Regions from separate parts of the Homo sapiens genome. Here regions 1, 3 and 4 are each linked to region 2. The links are chromatin contacts, found by Hi-C in ENCODE. All regions are on one chromosome and are shown on one strand. Each heading gives the region's core, a stretch centred on a gene start or an enhancer-like site at or near the end of the contact. The rest is flanking DNA. Distances are from core to core; before and after follow the strand shown.

What was found. A loop is a pair of places that touch in the nucleus more often than their neighbours do. Pooled maps may share reads with other maps.
Region 1: a loop to region 2 is called in a pooled map, with 3 times the contacts of the local background. The contact joins the promoter of ZNF416 here to the promoter of ZNF615 in region 2. A Hi-C loop is called at or near these places in 3 of 50 pooled maps.
Region 3: a loop to region 2 is called in a pooled map, with 10 times the contacts of the local background. The contact joins the promoter of ZNF460-AS1 here to the promoter of ZNF615 in region 2. A Hi-C loop is called at or near these places in 4 of 50 pooled maps.
Region 4: a pooled map shows a loop between it and region 2 (9-fold over the local background). The contact joins the promoter of TRAPPC2B here to the promoter of ZNF615 in region 2. A Hi-C loop is called at or near these places in 2 of 50 pooled maps.

The regions. Positions count from the first base shown.
Region 1 is chr19:57,577,455-57,581,321 of GRCh38, reverse strand. It overlaps ZNF416 (zinc finger protein 416), which reads left to right and starts at 2,411. Exons shown (of 4, transcript NM_017879.3): 1 at 2,411-2,650; 2 at 3,224-3,265. The coding sequence starts at 2,618. RefSeq lists a silencer at 2,502-2,721.
Region 2 is chr19:52,006,720-52,010,147 of GRCh38, reverse strand. ZNF615 (zinc finger protein 615) reads left to right here and starts at 1,937. Exons shown (of 7, transcript NM_001199324.2): 1 at 1,937-2,007; 2 at 2,818-2,855. It overlaps LOC124904755 (a long non-coding RNA gene), which reads right to left and starts at 1,850. Exons shown (of 2, transcript XR_007067321.1): 1 at 1,669-1,850. RefSeq lists enhancers at 1,427-1,506, 1,567-2,176.
Region 3 is chr19:57,279,036-57,282,635 of GRCh38, reverse strand. ZNF460-AS1 (ZNF460 antisense RNA 1) reads left to right here and starts at 2,302. Exons shown (of 3, transcript NR_136529.1): 1 at 2,302-2,357. ZNF460 (zinc finger protein 460) reads right to left here and starts at 2,151. Exons shown (of 3, transcript NM_006635.4): 1 at 1,800-2,151. The coding sequence starts at 1,829. RefSeq lists enhancers at 670-789, 1,718-2,309, 1,693-2,892, 2,310-2,901, 2,016-2,955 and a silencer at 1,246-1,295.
Region 4 is chr19:57,361,710-57,365,356 of GRCh38, reverse strand. It overlaps TRAPPC2B (trafficking protein particle complex subunit 2B), which reads right to left and starts at 1,806. Exons shown (of 2, transcript NM_001355204.2): 1 at 1,654-1,806; 2 at 1-542. The coding sequence starts at 523. The coding sequence ends at 101. It overlaps ZNF547 (zinc finger protein 547), which reads right to left and starts at 1,806. Exons shown (of 4, transcript NM_173631.4): 1 at 1,654-1,806. RefSeq lists enhancers at 1,754-2,133, 2,174-2,253.

The sequences.
Region 1 (3,867 bases), core at 1,162-3,661, 5.6 Mb before region 2:
TTTTTTTTTTTTTTTTTTTTTGAGACGAAGTCTTGCTCTGTTGCCCAGGCTGGAGTGCAGTGGCGCGATCTCAGCTCTCTGCAAGCAACGCCTCCCGGGTTAACGCCATTCTCCTGCCTCAGCCTCCTTAGTAGCTGGGACTACAGGTGACCACCACCACGCCCGGCTAATTTTTTGTATTTTTAGAGATTTATTATAGAGATTTGATTTTAGAGATGGGGTTTCACCGTGTTAGTCAGGATGGTCTCGATCTCCTGACCTTGTGATCTGCCCGCCTCGGCCTCCCAAAGTGCTGGGATTACAGGCGTGAGCCACCATGCCCGGTGAGTTATGTTTAATTCTACAATAGATTGTTGTTGACTGTAGTCACCTTGTTGTGCTATCAAATACTATGTCTTATTCCTTCTATCTGACTATATTTTTGCACCCATTAACTATCCCCACTTTCCCTTCCATTTCTGCTATCCTTCTCAGCCTCTGGTAGCCATCCTTCTAAGCTTAATCTCCGGGAGTTCAATTGTTTAAATTTTTAGCTCCCACAAATAAGTGAGAACATGTGAAGTTTGTCTTTCTGTGCCTGGCTTATTTTACTTAACATAATTTCCTCCAATTTCACCCGTCTTCTTGCAATTGATGGGATCTCATTCTTTTTTTATGGCTAAATACTACTCCATTGTGTATATGCATCACATTTTCTTTATCCATTTATCTATGGACAGTTAGGTAGCTTCCAAATCTTGGCTGTTGTGAATAGTGATGCAATAAACATGGGAGTGCAGATCTCTATTAGATATACTGATTTCTTTTCTGGGTGGTGTAAACTGTATCATATGGTAATTCTATTTTTACTTCTGTGGGGAACCTCCAAACTGTTCCCCATAGTGGCTTTACTAATTTACACTCCCACCAACAGCGTATGAAGTTTCCCTTTCCTCTCTGTCCTGGCCAGCATTCATTATTCCCTGTCTTTTGCATAAAAGTCATTTTAACTAGAGTGAGATGATATCTCATTGTAGTTTTGATTTGCATTTTTATAGTGATCAATGATGTTAAGCATGTTTTCATCTACCTGCTTGCCATTTATCTGTCTTTTAAAATTTTTAGTTTTATGAGTACATAGTATGTATGTATATTTATGGGATACGTGAGATATTGTGATACAGGCATACAATGTGTAATAATCATATCAGGGTACACAAGCATTTATCATTTCTTTGTGTTACAAACATTCTAGTTATAATACTCTTTTAGTTGTTTTTAATGTACAATAAATTACTGTTGACTGTAGTCTCTCTACTGTGCTATCAAATACTAGATCTTATTCATTCTACCCTGTCTTAAGGAGGCCTTGGTAGCCATGCTGAGGTTATGGGGTGCTGCTTCCAAAACCAAAAGTATTATGGGCAGCTGGTATGAAGGATCATAGGCTTATGGTCTGTGAGATCCTGTATGTTTAAGAAAGCCCAGTCTTATTGCCAGTAATTACTGTTTTAATGGTGTATAGCATGAGGCTGAAAGAGACAGTTTCCTGCATTGGAAGCTTTTACTCAACAAATGGCCGTTGTATGTGGTTCAGAGATTCCAAGAGGCATGAGAAGTGTAAACCAAAAATAAAATTCCCAGCCCCCCAACCATCTGAATGCATCCTTCCTCTTGGCCAAGGGCATTCCAAAGTTAATCTGAAAAACTAGTTCAGGACGTGATGGGAAGTGAGGGTCAGACTTGCCCTCCTCCCCTTGGAATTCAGGCACAACTGACCAGCATTAACATTAAAACAGAGATTTTAAGACTTCTTGTAGCAATAAGACAGTGAATTCCAGCCTGATTGTAGTATAGCATTACATGACAGATAGCAGGCCCTGAAAGGAATTGAAGTATTTTACTCTAAACTTTATTTATTTGACATATTTTGAAGAGGCCCTGCAAAGGTGTGTCTTGTGGAATCTGCATTTTGCTGAGAATCCCCTTTCCTCTCCAGGGTTTTTTTATTTTCATGGTCCAGGAAAGAATTAAGAGTCTGGCACCTTTCAAAGTCTGATAGGAAACATTTACAATCTATTCCCTCTGAAGCCTGCTGCGTGAAAGCTTCATCTGCTTAATAAGAACCTTGGTCTCTACAACCTCTTATCTTAACCCAGACACTCCCTTCAGTGGGTATGGGACTGCGGAAATCGGCCAGCGGCCCCTTTAAGGAGCAGCAAGTCCCTGTCTCGCTCTTGGTGTCGCGCCTTTTCCTAGCGCCCTCCGCGGGCCGCTTAGCCCTTGTTCCGGGTGAATCTCAGGGAGGGCACCGGAACCCTGGGCTTCTGAGAACTACATTACCCATAATGCCGAGCGCCAAGCTGCAAAGACGCGGAGCCAATCAACGTTCAGGAACGGACCTGTCTCCGTTTGTTGCATACGGTAAGGCGGGACTTCCGGCACCGCTCCGAGATGGTAATTTTGGTGGTTCTCTACCTCGGCCCACGCCGCCTGAGTTAGAAACGCTGCCTCCGGCACAGAGCGGGGGTCGCCCCGCTGCGCATCAGCCGGTGGGTCGCTGGCGCTGGTGGCAGCCGTGCCTGGGTTCCCGCCCCGGGTCGCCCGCCGCTCCCGGCCCCGCTCCGCTCACAATCCGATGGCGGCGGCCGTGCTTAGGGATTCGACTTCGGTGAGTGCTGCGTCTCCCGGGCCTCACCTGCCCTCTCCGCCGGAAATCCAACACCCTGCATGAGGGGCGCCTGCTTGCGTCCCTGCAGCCCGACCCTAGAGTCCAGGACTATGAGGCCCTCGCGGGTGGGGCTCCCATTTACAAGCCTGGTGTCGTGGGCTGTGGAGGGTGTGGCAGGCGGAGGGGCCGGTTTCTGTGAATCTTGCTGGGACGATTGAGCCAGTAACGTTCACGCCCGAATGGTAAAATGAGGCTCTTTCTTTTCAAGACGCTGAGAGCCATGGGTGGTTGTGAACAGACGAGGCACATGGTCTGAGTTAGACTTTTCAAATTTTTTCTAAAGTTACTCAGAGTTGGAACAGCCTGGAAGGGGGATAACACCGAGGCACAGGGAAGTTGAGTCCTTGTGCAAGGTCCCACAGCAGGTAAGAGTCACACGGAACTGAGGAGCAATAATAATTTAGTCATCACCAAGTCACCTGGCTCCAGGGCTGCGCAGGGAAACAAGGAGGCATCAGCCCATGGAGCTTCCACCATAGTTACCTGCCTCTCATAGCCTTCCTCTTCCCGCAGGTTCCCGTGACTGCAGAAGCTAAACTTATGGGCTTTACACAGGTGAGTGGAGAGTGTTTCGGGCCCTCACTGATGCTGACCCCAGTGTTTGTCTCTGAGATTGTGTTCTGGGACTCTTCTCTTGGCACTCTTTGGGTCCTTGGTTCTAGGAATCCTGAACAAACATCAGTCCCAGGGTCATACATCCAGGCTGGAAGCTGGTATAGAATGGTTCCTATTGCTGGGAACCAGTAAAGTAAGGTGTGGAACGTTGTCTCAGGCTTAGATACCAGATGAGCAAGTGCTTGAAGGTCAGGCTGAGCTGGTTTAGGAAACTACAGCTGTTTTCTTTCTCATGGGAACTGAAAGCTGGGATGCAGGAATCAGACAAAAAATGGCTGTCAGTTGTCGGGTGTTTCTTCTGGAGTGTGTGATGAGCAATGACAGTTTGGGGGCAGAGGAGGTATGTGATCTGATCCAGGTCTCATCAGGTTCCCTGTGTGTGGCCAAGCTGAGAGAACAGGCTGAGTGTGAGGTATGAGATAGGAAGATAGTGAAGAAGGCTGCTGCAGTAGTCCAGGTGAGTGTTACTGGTGGCTGGACTTGTGTGGTGGCTGTGGAGGTGGTAGTTGGATTTTAGATCAGTTTTTTTAAGTAGGGAAGCC
Region 2 (3,428 bases), core at 688-3,187:
ATTTATAGAAAATTTTAGGGAGCTTTTAAGTTGATCATCTTTTCCTTATTTTTATTTATTTTTTTTTTTGAGACAAGAGTCTCACTCTGTCTCTCAGGCTGGGGTGCAGTGGCATGATCTTGGCTCACTGCAACCTCTGCCTCCTGGGTTCAAGCGATTCTCGTGCCTCAGCCTTCCAAGTAAATGGGACTACAGGCCTGAGACACCATGCCCAGCTAATTTTTTTTGTATTTTAGTAGCTATGGGGTTTCGCCATGTTGGCCAGGCTGATCTCAAACTCCTGAACTCAGGCAATCCTCCCGCTTTGGCCTCCCAAAGTGTTAGGATTACAGGCATGAGCCACCGCGCCCATCTTTTTTCTTATTTCTTTTCAGATCTCTTTATAGGCCGGGTGAAGGGTGAAGTGGCTCACACCTGTAATCCCAGCACTTTTGGAGGATGAAGTGGGAGGACTGCTTGAGGCCAGTTCAAGACCAGCTGGGCATCATAGTGAGACCCTTGTCTCTACAGAAAATTAAAAAATTAGCCAGGTGTGGTGGTGCCCACCTGTAGTCCCAGCTATTCAGGAGCCCAGGAGTTCCAAGTTACAGTGAGCTGTGATCTCCCCAGGCACTCCAGACTGGGCAACAGAGTGGACCTTGCCTCAAAAAGAGACAAAAAAAAAACAAAAAAAAAGAAAAACTCTCATATACCAAGGGTGAGAAGAGCAAATGGAACACGAACTTGACTCTGAAAAATAGTTTGACAATTTCTCTGTATATTTATATACTGATACCTATATCACACACATAGATTCACACAGGCATTTCCTTTCTCTCATTCTTCTAATATAGGAAGTTTGGTTGGATTTATATTTACAGTTCAGCATTGCCATGACTTTGCACATACTATTCGCGGTTGGCACACGTAGTATAACGTGATCTCCTTCTTAACCTTTCTTTCTTTTGTTTTTTTTTTGAGATGGAGTTTTGCTCCTGTTGCCCAGGCTGGAGTGCAATGACGCCATCTTGGCCCACAGCAACCTCCGCCTCCCGGGTTCAAGCGATTCTCCTGCCTCAGCCTCCCGAGTAGCTGGGATTACAGGCATGCGCCACCATGCCTGGCTAATTTTGTATTTTTAGTAGAGACAGGGTTTCTCCATGTTGGTCAGGCTGGTCTCGAACTCCCGCTCTCAGGTGATCCGCCCACCTCGGCCTCCCAAAGTGCTGGGATTACAGGCGTGAGCCACCGCGCCCGGCCTCTTTCCCAACCTTTTTTTTCTCACTGAAGTGGTCCTGTTCCCTTAATTTCTGGCCACTTCTCCTGAGTCCAGCCCTCATATTTGGCTCCACCTGGGTCCCAGGCTCTCCCCTCCGCCTTGGGAACTATACTTTCTGGCTTTTACTGGCTTTTCCCCATGCCTTTCACCCAACATAATTTTGGCACGTTCCAACCGTTTTCATTACCTAGTCTGTGACTGCTACCCCTGTTCCGTCAGCGTAGCTAACAGCCCTCTTCTGCGTTCAAAAGGCGCTTCAAGCTACTTTGTTAGAAATCTGGCTTTGGCCGAAGTGTCCCCTCTCGGCCGGTTCTCCTTTTCCCTCACAAGGAACTGTTTCCTAACCTTTGTACAAAGTGTAAACGTCGCGGCCATCTTAGCCTTCTATTCAGCTGCTGAAAGGGATTTACCTCCACGCCATTTTTGTCTTGTGTAAACTGGAGCCTCTGTATATGGACCCGTATTTATGAAGGGTTGAGGTGCCAGGAAATGGGACAGTTTCAGTGCTCTTTCATCTTCCCGGCCATCCCCGGTCACCCCCGGTCACCCCCGGTCACCAGCGCCAAAACGCGCCCTTTGCCTTGTGTACGTCAGATACTCAAAGATGGCGGCCCCCATGGAGCCAAGGCGACGAGGGCGCGGCCATCTTGCATCTGCGCAAACGCTGGGAACGCCTCCGACCCTGGATAGTCGCCGTCAGGCACTGAGGAGGCCGAGAGATGAGGCCGGAGCCCACCAAGTTCTGGGAAGTAAGTTCAGTCACTGGGTGGTCGCTGTGGTGACGGGGGAGGAAATTCTGTCCGTGGCTGGGCGTGTTCGTGGACAGTGGTGATGGACTGGTATCTGTCGGCGCCAGCGTTTGGCGACGCCAGTGGAATTCTTTCAGGAGCTTAGCGTGGGTCCGATTCCTATCGCAGGGGAACTACAAGAGGTCCGTGATAGGGTGTGTGTGTGTGTGATCGGGGTACCTCTGGGACCAGTCACAGGGTCCTCGTGTAGTTTGTGGTTAAAGATCTCTAGAGATCCGCTACTGAGTGCCCAAGTCACATTCTGGTGTCTTTGGTGTTGTCCTTTGGCGGGGCTCAGTGATTGCGAACTGGAGGGTTTGTTTTGTCAGCGAATCGGTTTATGGTTCAGGTTTTGTTTGGGACTAAATGATTGAGGAACTGTCTTGGGGGTTAAGGTACGGAGGTTTCTGATCCAGGTTTTGGAATTAATCCCGGTGGCGGTGGTGGTAGCGCCACAGATTCCGATGTGGGCTGCAGCTCTGGAGGCCTGGGAACCATGGCAGGTGATGGGTTAGCCCCAGCCCTGGCTGCTGGAACAGAATTGATGCTCATTAGCATTCCCCTTCTGCCCAAGACCCTTCTCCACGACTGGTTTTTAAATCCCCTTTGGCACCTTCCATCACCCCTTGGTCTTGAATCCTCAGAAATGGAAGTTTTTGGCGAGATCAGTCATCTAGCATACCTAAAAGTAGTATGTTTTATATTTAAGATGCGGCTTCTACCCTTTGTCCTGCAAGTTTCCAGCGTATCCTCTTGGATATTTCTTTTCAGGTTCTTTCTGACACAAGTAAGATAACATCTCTGCCATGGTAAGCTCGGTTACTCAAAGATAACCTTTGTCAAATTTTCAGAATATTTCAATTTTAGACGTGTATGTTATGTGCTTAATATTCATAATTCAGATAAATTATGTAAATGGTACTATTATCTTTTTCGCTTTATATTATGTAATAAACATTTAGAAGTTGTTTTTACTGTTTGAGCCGGTGGTACTATAAGTGCATTCACATTAAGTTTATGCGTACATTTGGATAGAAGTGAAATGTTTTAAAATGTTTAGGTATTATTTTTAGGAACATTTTATGATTATCCATTTATCCATGAATTTTGTTTTTCCTGCCTTTAATCTTCAATCTAGACTATTACTTTTATTGCAGTGTATTGCTTTCTGACTCCCCTTTCCTTATAATCTATAACAAAAGATAAATTAATTTTAAATATTTATTTTATATTTGGTCATCTTAATTCTTAGTATTACAATATTTTTCTCTCTGCCTAACATATTATTTTGTGAAAATTTTTGAACCTATGGAAATATTGAAAGAAGTTTAATGTTAATACCAATATGCCTACCACCTAGCTTTTACCATTAACATTGTATT
Region 3 (3,600 bases), core at 1,053-3,552, 5.3 Mb before region 2:
ATTTCTCTATTAGCAAAGTTAATGCAGTTAATGAGAATGAAGCATTTCAAATCCACATATACATTTCAGCCACTCCCATGGACAAGGGCAGAGAAGTGTAGTCATCATCATCCACCTCACCAAAGAATCACCTGACGTGGTGACACCTGATCAGGTGTTAGGGCCTGGACCTGCTTCCAGGGAGAATTCACAATGAGCCATCGCTTCCTTTTCTACCTAAGTCCTACTAGCAGGCATCCCTGAGGCCAGAAGATTCCATGAGCAAGCAACAAGAGTCATAGAGGGCACAGCAGGTTGTAGCCAAGACAATATGGGCCCATCTGGAGATTACATCTATCCTGGCTGAGTAGGAGGGTACATTCAGCAACATAACCATACAAACGTGCCCTCTCAGAATATGTCAGCAGGTAAGGGAGTAAGGGGAACCACATATAAAACCACCGTGGAAGCCACACAGGTCCCCTGAGAACTCCTTAAACAACCAATATACCATTTTTTAAGTCTACACAGTTCCACCAGTATGAAAGGCCATGACTCCTCATGCCCAAGATCACTGGCTAGAAGGAGGCCTCATCTTGCAAAGGTTACTTTAGGTCTCACCCCCAGGCCTCCCTAACCACTGCGGGTAAAGAAGAGGGTAAAAACACAGGCTATGATGTTAGACACACCAGTTGTTAGTTTCTGACTTAAGAAACTTAAGAGCTACAGTGATGTAAGGCAGGTAATTGGACGTATGTGACCCTCAAATTGCTCTTGTGTAAAACAATGATGACAACAGAACCTAATTCTAAAGAGTAATCCCAGCACTTTGGGAGACCCAGATGGGTGGATCACCTGAGGTCAGGAGTTCAAGACCAGCGTGGCCAACACGGTAAAACCCCGTCTCTACTAAAAATACAAAAATTAGCCAGGCGTGGTGGCGCACACCTGTAGTCCCAGCTACTCAGGAGGCTGAGGCAGGAGAATCGCTTGAACCCAAAAGGCGGAGGTTGCAGTGAGCCGAGGTCACGCCACTGCACTCCAGCCTGGGCGACAGAACAAGACTCCGTCTCAAAAAAAAAAAAAAAAAAAAAAAAAAATTTCAGGGTTAAACGAACTGAGGGTTAAATAATACTCACCGATCAGCCCACAGCAAGGACTCAATGACAGTTAATATCATTCTTTGCAATTATTTTTCTTTGTTCCCATTACATCCTTGACAAACTCAAATCCACAAGCTTCTTTAATACCATCAGATTATCTACACAAAAATACCAGACTCTGGGCAAGGGTGTAAGGTGCCACTTTAGCCGGAATTGCCAAAAAAGGCACCTCCAAATAGGTGACACCTGGACAGATGCCAAAAGGATGTGAAAGGGAGGCCCTGCAAAGTTACAGGGGCAGTGTTCGAAGTAAAAGGAAGTGCAAGGAGAAAGCCTGGAAAATGGAAGAGGACTGCACGGTCAGGTTGGTGGCTCTGAAGAGCAAAGGACCAGGGAAAAATGCAAACAGACAAGGTCAGGGGTGGTTGGCCAGGTGGATGGGGTACGGGCTGGCAGGCAACAGAGAAGGTTGGATTTAGGGGAAGTGTGATGAGATCCCTAGAAGGAAGCATCACTCCTTCAACCACGGACTGAACACCTATCAGAGGCCAACACTGTTGCAGGACTGCGGATAAAGGAAATGACAAGCCACGGCCATTTCTCTTAAATAAACGATGGCGACAAAGAAAAATCCTGTGGCTGTCTTGGCTTCCAGCCTGCCCACGAGGCCTCTAGAAATAGCACAGCAGCAGCAAGGCCGAAACCTCGTCCACTCACCTGCGCCGGAGCCATCCACGCCGCCGCCATCCCGGGAATGCCGCGGATCAGCCGACCACAGCCCTTCTCTGTCCTGGGCGGGGCGACCTCGGCTGACTTTCGCACTCCGAGCCTCAGTTTTCCCCCGAAAAAAATGCGCACAAGGCCCAAGGCGCAGCGTCGGGGCTGAGGAGACGGAGGGCGGCTGCGGAGGCCTAGGCCTCGGCGGGCGCCGGTGGGACACCTCGTTAGGGGAGAAGCGGGGCGTCAGGCTCCCGCCAAGACGCGAAGAAGGGGCGTAACCGCTTCACTACCCGTCCCTGCTCAGGCCGCAGAACGCGCCCACCCAGCGCTCTAGGCCCCACACTGTTTCAGGGCCAAACCGGCCCACGGAGATGACGTCACACGAAGAAGCGGAAGTCCCGCCTCCGCCGCCCTGGCCCGCAGAAAACTCTCCTGTCCTGGGTCGTCAATGGCCCAGAGTCCGCGGCCGACGCAAGGGGCAGTGCCTTCTGGGTAATGCAGTTTTTCCCTTACATCTACCGGGTGTGGGAACTCACCCAGCGCATCCGACTGCACGTAAGTGCGCACCAGAACCCCCGCGTCGTCTTAGGGCCACCGCCTTAGTATAGGCACAAGTCGGAGGGTCGAAAGGTCCCTTCTAGCTCAGGAAAATCGAGGTCAGGAGGCGGGGATATTCGCCCCGATTCAGACCCCGAACAAAGGTGCTTACCCTGCTGTGGGCTGGGCCCGCGACTTCTCGCTTGCTTTGCCTCTTTTCTGGATCTTTTCATAGAAGAAAAGGATAAATGAGCAGTTAAAATAGCCACCCAAAGGAGGACGCCTGACAGTGTGCCCAGCCTGCTGGGAAAGGACAGACCGCCCTCTATTGGGCCTCCTTTGGCCGGGCCCAGCCTTCGTAGGATGCAGGGACTTCCGGGTGATGTAATAGGCTTCGCGTTCGCCACGTGTGGACTTCCCGTACCCTGAGGTGGGGAGGCTGCTAGTGGAGCAGGCTTGCCGGGAAGCCCAGTACTCCCATTTCAAGCATGATCAGTTTGAAACGTCAGTAAGACCACAAAGCGTAGTGCCATATACTCAACCTATGATTCAACATTGGCAGAGGGTTCGAGCGTGGATATATAAATTTGGGAGTTATTACTGTAAACTGTTACTTCAAGTCATGATATTGGGTGAGGCTATGAAAAGAATGAGCGTAGATGGATAAGTGACGGGAAAGAGGGGAACCCTGGCCCAACCCAGCATTAACTGGTTGCAGACAGGAGAGTTTATAAAGTCTTGTTAGGAATTTTAACAATCCTAGACTATGCAAAGATTATATTATGCGAAGTCTTAGGAGTCCCCATCAGTAACTTTTTTTTTTTCTTTTCATGACTATGAAAGTGAGAGAATAAAGTCCAGCTTTCAATGGTTTGACGATATATATGGTTAAGGAAATAGAAAGGTGTGCAGAAAGTACTCTCCAAGAGATTTAATTTTGAGATTGAAAATAGTCAAGGAATGGAGATGGAGTCAATTTCCTACACGATGCGGTACTTTTGGAGAAATATTTTTGGCTAAATTAGTGTGCAAGGAACACTGTTATTCATCACTGGCAATAGTAATTTTTGAAAATTGATAAAGACATCATTCTCTTTTTCACATATTTGTGACTCTTAAATTTTTTTTTTTTTTTTTTTTTTTTGAGATGGAGTTTCACTCTTGTTGCCCAGGCTGGAGAGCAGTGGCACAGTCTCCACTCACTGCAACCTCCGCCTCCCGGGTTCAAGCGATTCTCCTGCCTCAGCCTCCTGAGTAGCTG
Region 4 (3,647 bases), core at 557-3,056, 5.4 Mb before region 2:
ACAAAAGATTTCCAGGCTATTTAATCAAGTAATTTACAATGTACACATTCCTGAGTATACACCATTGTGGTGATATAATTTATTTTGGAATTTTCTCCATTCAGCTTAAAAGGTGTTTCTTCCCAAGAAACTGAACTTTTCTGTCAAATGCACTTGATCGAATAGGAGAATTGGGTTCATAAAATGGATTCATTGAAAATTTTATATATAAATCATAAACATCAGTAAAGAAGTTCTTTATTCCATCTTCTTGTCTTATGTCATGAAGCATAATAAACCTCATATGCCCCGCGGTGACAAATGCTGACACAAACCACTCGTTGAACTTGTCCACAGTTTTCAAGTACATGTTGTTCGACAGCCACATGTTCTCATCTACGAGGTCGAGAGCAGCATGAGCTATGAACTGGTTCAGATGACGATGGTCGTCTTTGGATTCTGCCTTCCCAGCTGGCAAAAACTCCATTTCAAAAACTGGATTATCATGGTGACCAACAATTACAAAGTAGAAGCTTCCAGACATGGTCTTCAATATATGGCTCCTGCAGCGGGAGGCCGACAACGGAAACGCAATGTCAGTTTCCGCGGAAGAGACCCGCGCTCCGCACCTTTTTTTGACACGGAATCTCGCTCTGTCGCCCAGGCTGGAGTGCAATGGCGCGATCTTGGCTCACTGCAATCTCCACCTCCTGGGTTCAGGCAATTCTCCTGCCTCAGCCTCCCGAATAGCTGGGATTACAGGCGCGCGTCACCACCCCCGGCTAATTTTTGTATTTTTACTAAAGACGGGGTTTCACCATGTTGGTCAGGCTGGTCTTGAACGCCTGACCTTGTGATCCGCTCGCCTTGGCCTCCCAAAGTGCTGGGATTACCGGCGTGAGCCACCACGCCCGGCCACCCTCTATTCTTTTGAAGAATCTACACCAGTTCTCCTCTGTAGACTCCACACCTTTCTGTCCCCCTACCCATGTGACATTTTCAACTTGAGACGCCTGAGAATCACACTGGCCAAACTCCAACCCATGATCTTCTCCATGAAACCTACTTCTCATGCTGCTGACTTCCCCAACTTCATTCTTTCAGATGTTCGGGCAAAAAAAAAAAAATGACCCTTCACTCCCTATTTTTGCTCACAGACATATCTGATACGGCAGGAAAACCTGTTGGCTCTATCTTCCAGGTCTATCCAGAATCCCATCACATTGTCCCTCTTATACCACGGCTCTGGTGCAGCCTCTGGGATCCACTGCAGTGGCCTCTTCTGGGTCTCTCTGTGTCAATTCCCCATCCTGCTCGTTCTAACTCTGGACCTGCCCCTCCCACTGGTCTTCCCTTGACAACCTTCCATGGTTATACCGGCTGCTCAGGCTGCCATTCCAAGAGAAAATTCACAAAACCCTCTCTTTCCCGCAGAAACAACCCACACTCCGGGCTCCCCGACGCGGCCCACTTGGCAGCACCTCCATGCTCTGAACCTGAGATCCCCGAAGGGAGCTCTGAGGCTGCATCAAACCAGCTGATACGGGGACCCCACACAGGAACGCCCCTCTCTTCGAGACAAGGGGCCTGACCTGCAGGGCCCCTTCTATGGGCTTCAGCACTGGAAGGAGGGGTCGGGCGGAGGTGGGGGGGGGCCTGGGACGGGGCACCCACCTCGGGTTCTTCGGCGGGGACTCCGCAAGTCCAGCCAGGGAAGAGAGGGGCGGGGGCGACAAAGGCAAGACAAGGACACCGCCGTCCCCAGTCCTTGTCAGCTGAGCTTCTGCCACTGTCAGTTGTGCCTGTGTCACTACCGCCTCTGCGTACAAGGAACCAAGCCGCTTCTCGCGCTTTTCCGCTCCGTCACTTCGGTGACGTCATAGAGCGCCAAAGGCCGGAACTAGTGAAAACACCAGAGAAAATCAAATCAACCACGGCAAGAGGACGCCGGAAGTCCCGCCCTCCTACGATGCGCGAGCACGAGGACGGACGCACGCACGCACGCACGCACGCAAAGGTTCCTTCCTGCACATTCATTGGGTCAGTCGCGCTGCCGAGAACCGCAGTGTCTTCTGGGTTATGAAGTTTCGACACCGCTTCTGGACTTGCCTTAGAGCGTTGGTCAGTCCTTATATGGCGGATAGAGGCTCAGTGGCACCGTCAGGGGAGCTGGTAAACAGAGTGCCGGACTCCACGGACAGGACGGGGCTTGGGTTGCTCTTAAAGGCGACATAACCAGATTTTCTTGAAGTAAGGTCTAGGATACTCACAGAAATGTGAGGGACCTATGATATCGGATTGTGAAGCACAGCAAGTTCTCAACGGCTACACCGCCAAAGGGACACACTATACCACAAAGGCACTCTGTCTCTACTCATGCCTCTCAGCCATATGTTGCTTTTCAAATACACATACAGTTAAACTTTGACTTCTATTTATTAAGCTTCAATATGGTTGGTCCAAGAGAACAAAGAAAGACTACATGGCTGGGAATTTGCACAAAAGAAGACAGGAGATACCGACGTAGATTGAAAGGGTGACGCTGTGCCTCTGGATCCAGAAGAAAACATCATTACTGTCTGTAGAGTCAGTGATTGTGTTCCTACCAAGAGTGCAATGCTTTTATTCTAATAATACTTATTACTTCATGTCTGAAATATTTTACATTTATTTTAAAAGTCTCAATCCTGTCTGAAAATGAGAGTGACTGATACATGCCATTTCCTGACAGGACATTTTGTGCCATTCCATAGTTGGAGTATATGTACACAGGGAACGTATTATCCCCAATAAAAACTGTGAACTTTCATGATCTTATCTCCTTCCTGAGAAGTGAGTTATCATTTTACAGGGAGTTGAAATTATCTGTGAAAATACTTGTGAAATGAAAATTACAGAAATCTATTAATAATAACTGTTAGGTTTTGAAGGGAAGGCGAGGGTTAAAGAAAGGCAGAGTTGGCAGCTCTACAGCAATGCAGGTTTTATGTCCAGCACGAGACCTGTGATGGGGAGAACTAGCTTAGTGCCAGAACCCCTCACTGCTTACAGGCTGGGGCAATTATAGGCCTGGATGAGAGGGGTCAGGGGTGGGGGGCAGGGGGCGCGGCGGGAGGGTATGACTTGCTGCCCAGGAGGATGGTGGGTTTTTTTTTGTTTTTGGAGGAGTCTCGCTCTTGTCGCCCAGCCTTGAGTGCAATGGCGTGATCTCGGCCCACTGCAACCTCCGCCTCCCGGAGTTCAAGCGATTCTTGAACTCCGCCTCCCGAGTAGTTGGCTTTACAGGCGCGTGCCACCACGCCCGGCTAATTTTTTTGTATTTTTAGTAGGGACAGGGTTTCACCATGTTGGTCAGGCCAGTCTGGAATTCCTGACCTCAGGTGATCCGCCCGCCTCGGCCTCCCAAATTGCTGGGATTACAGGCGTGAGCCACAGCACCCGGCCAAAGGATGTGCGTAAGATGTTCCTGAGGCAGTTTGGCCTTTTATCCGGCAGGATGTGATAGTGACCTTCCTTGGATCTTTTCCCAGAACGATGTGATAAGAAAGTCAGGCAGTTGGGCAGGATGTTTCTCAAGGCCCTCACTCCGTGGAATGCTTCACTCTGACCAAGGTCTGTGAGATGGCAGGGGGCTTACAGGATGGTGCAGTTTGGACTAACAGTGATTA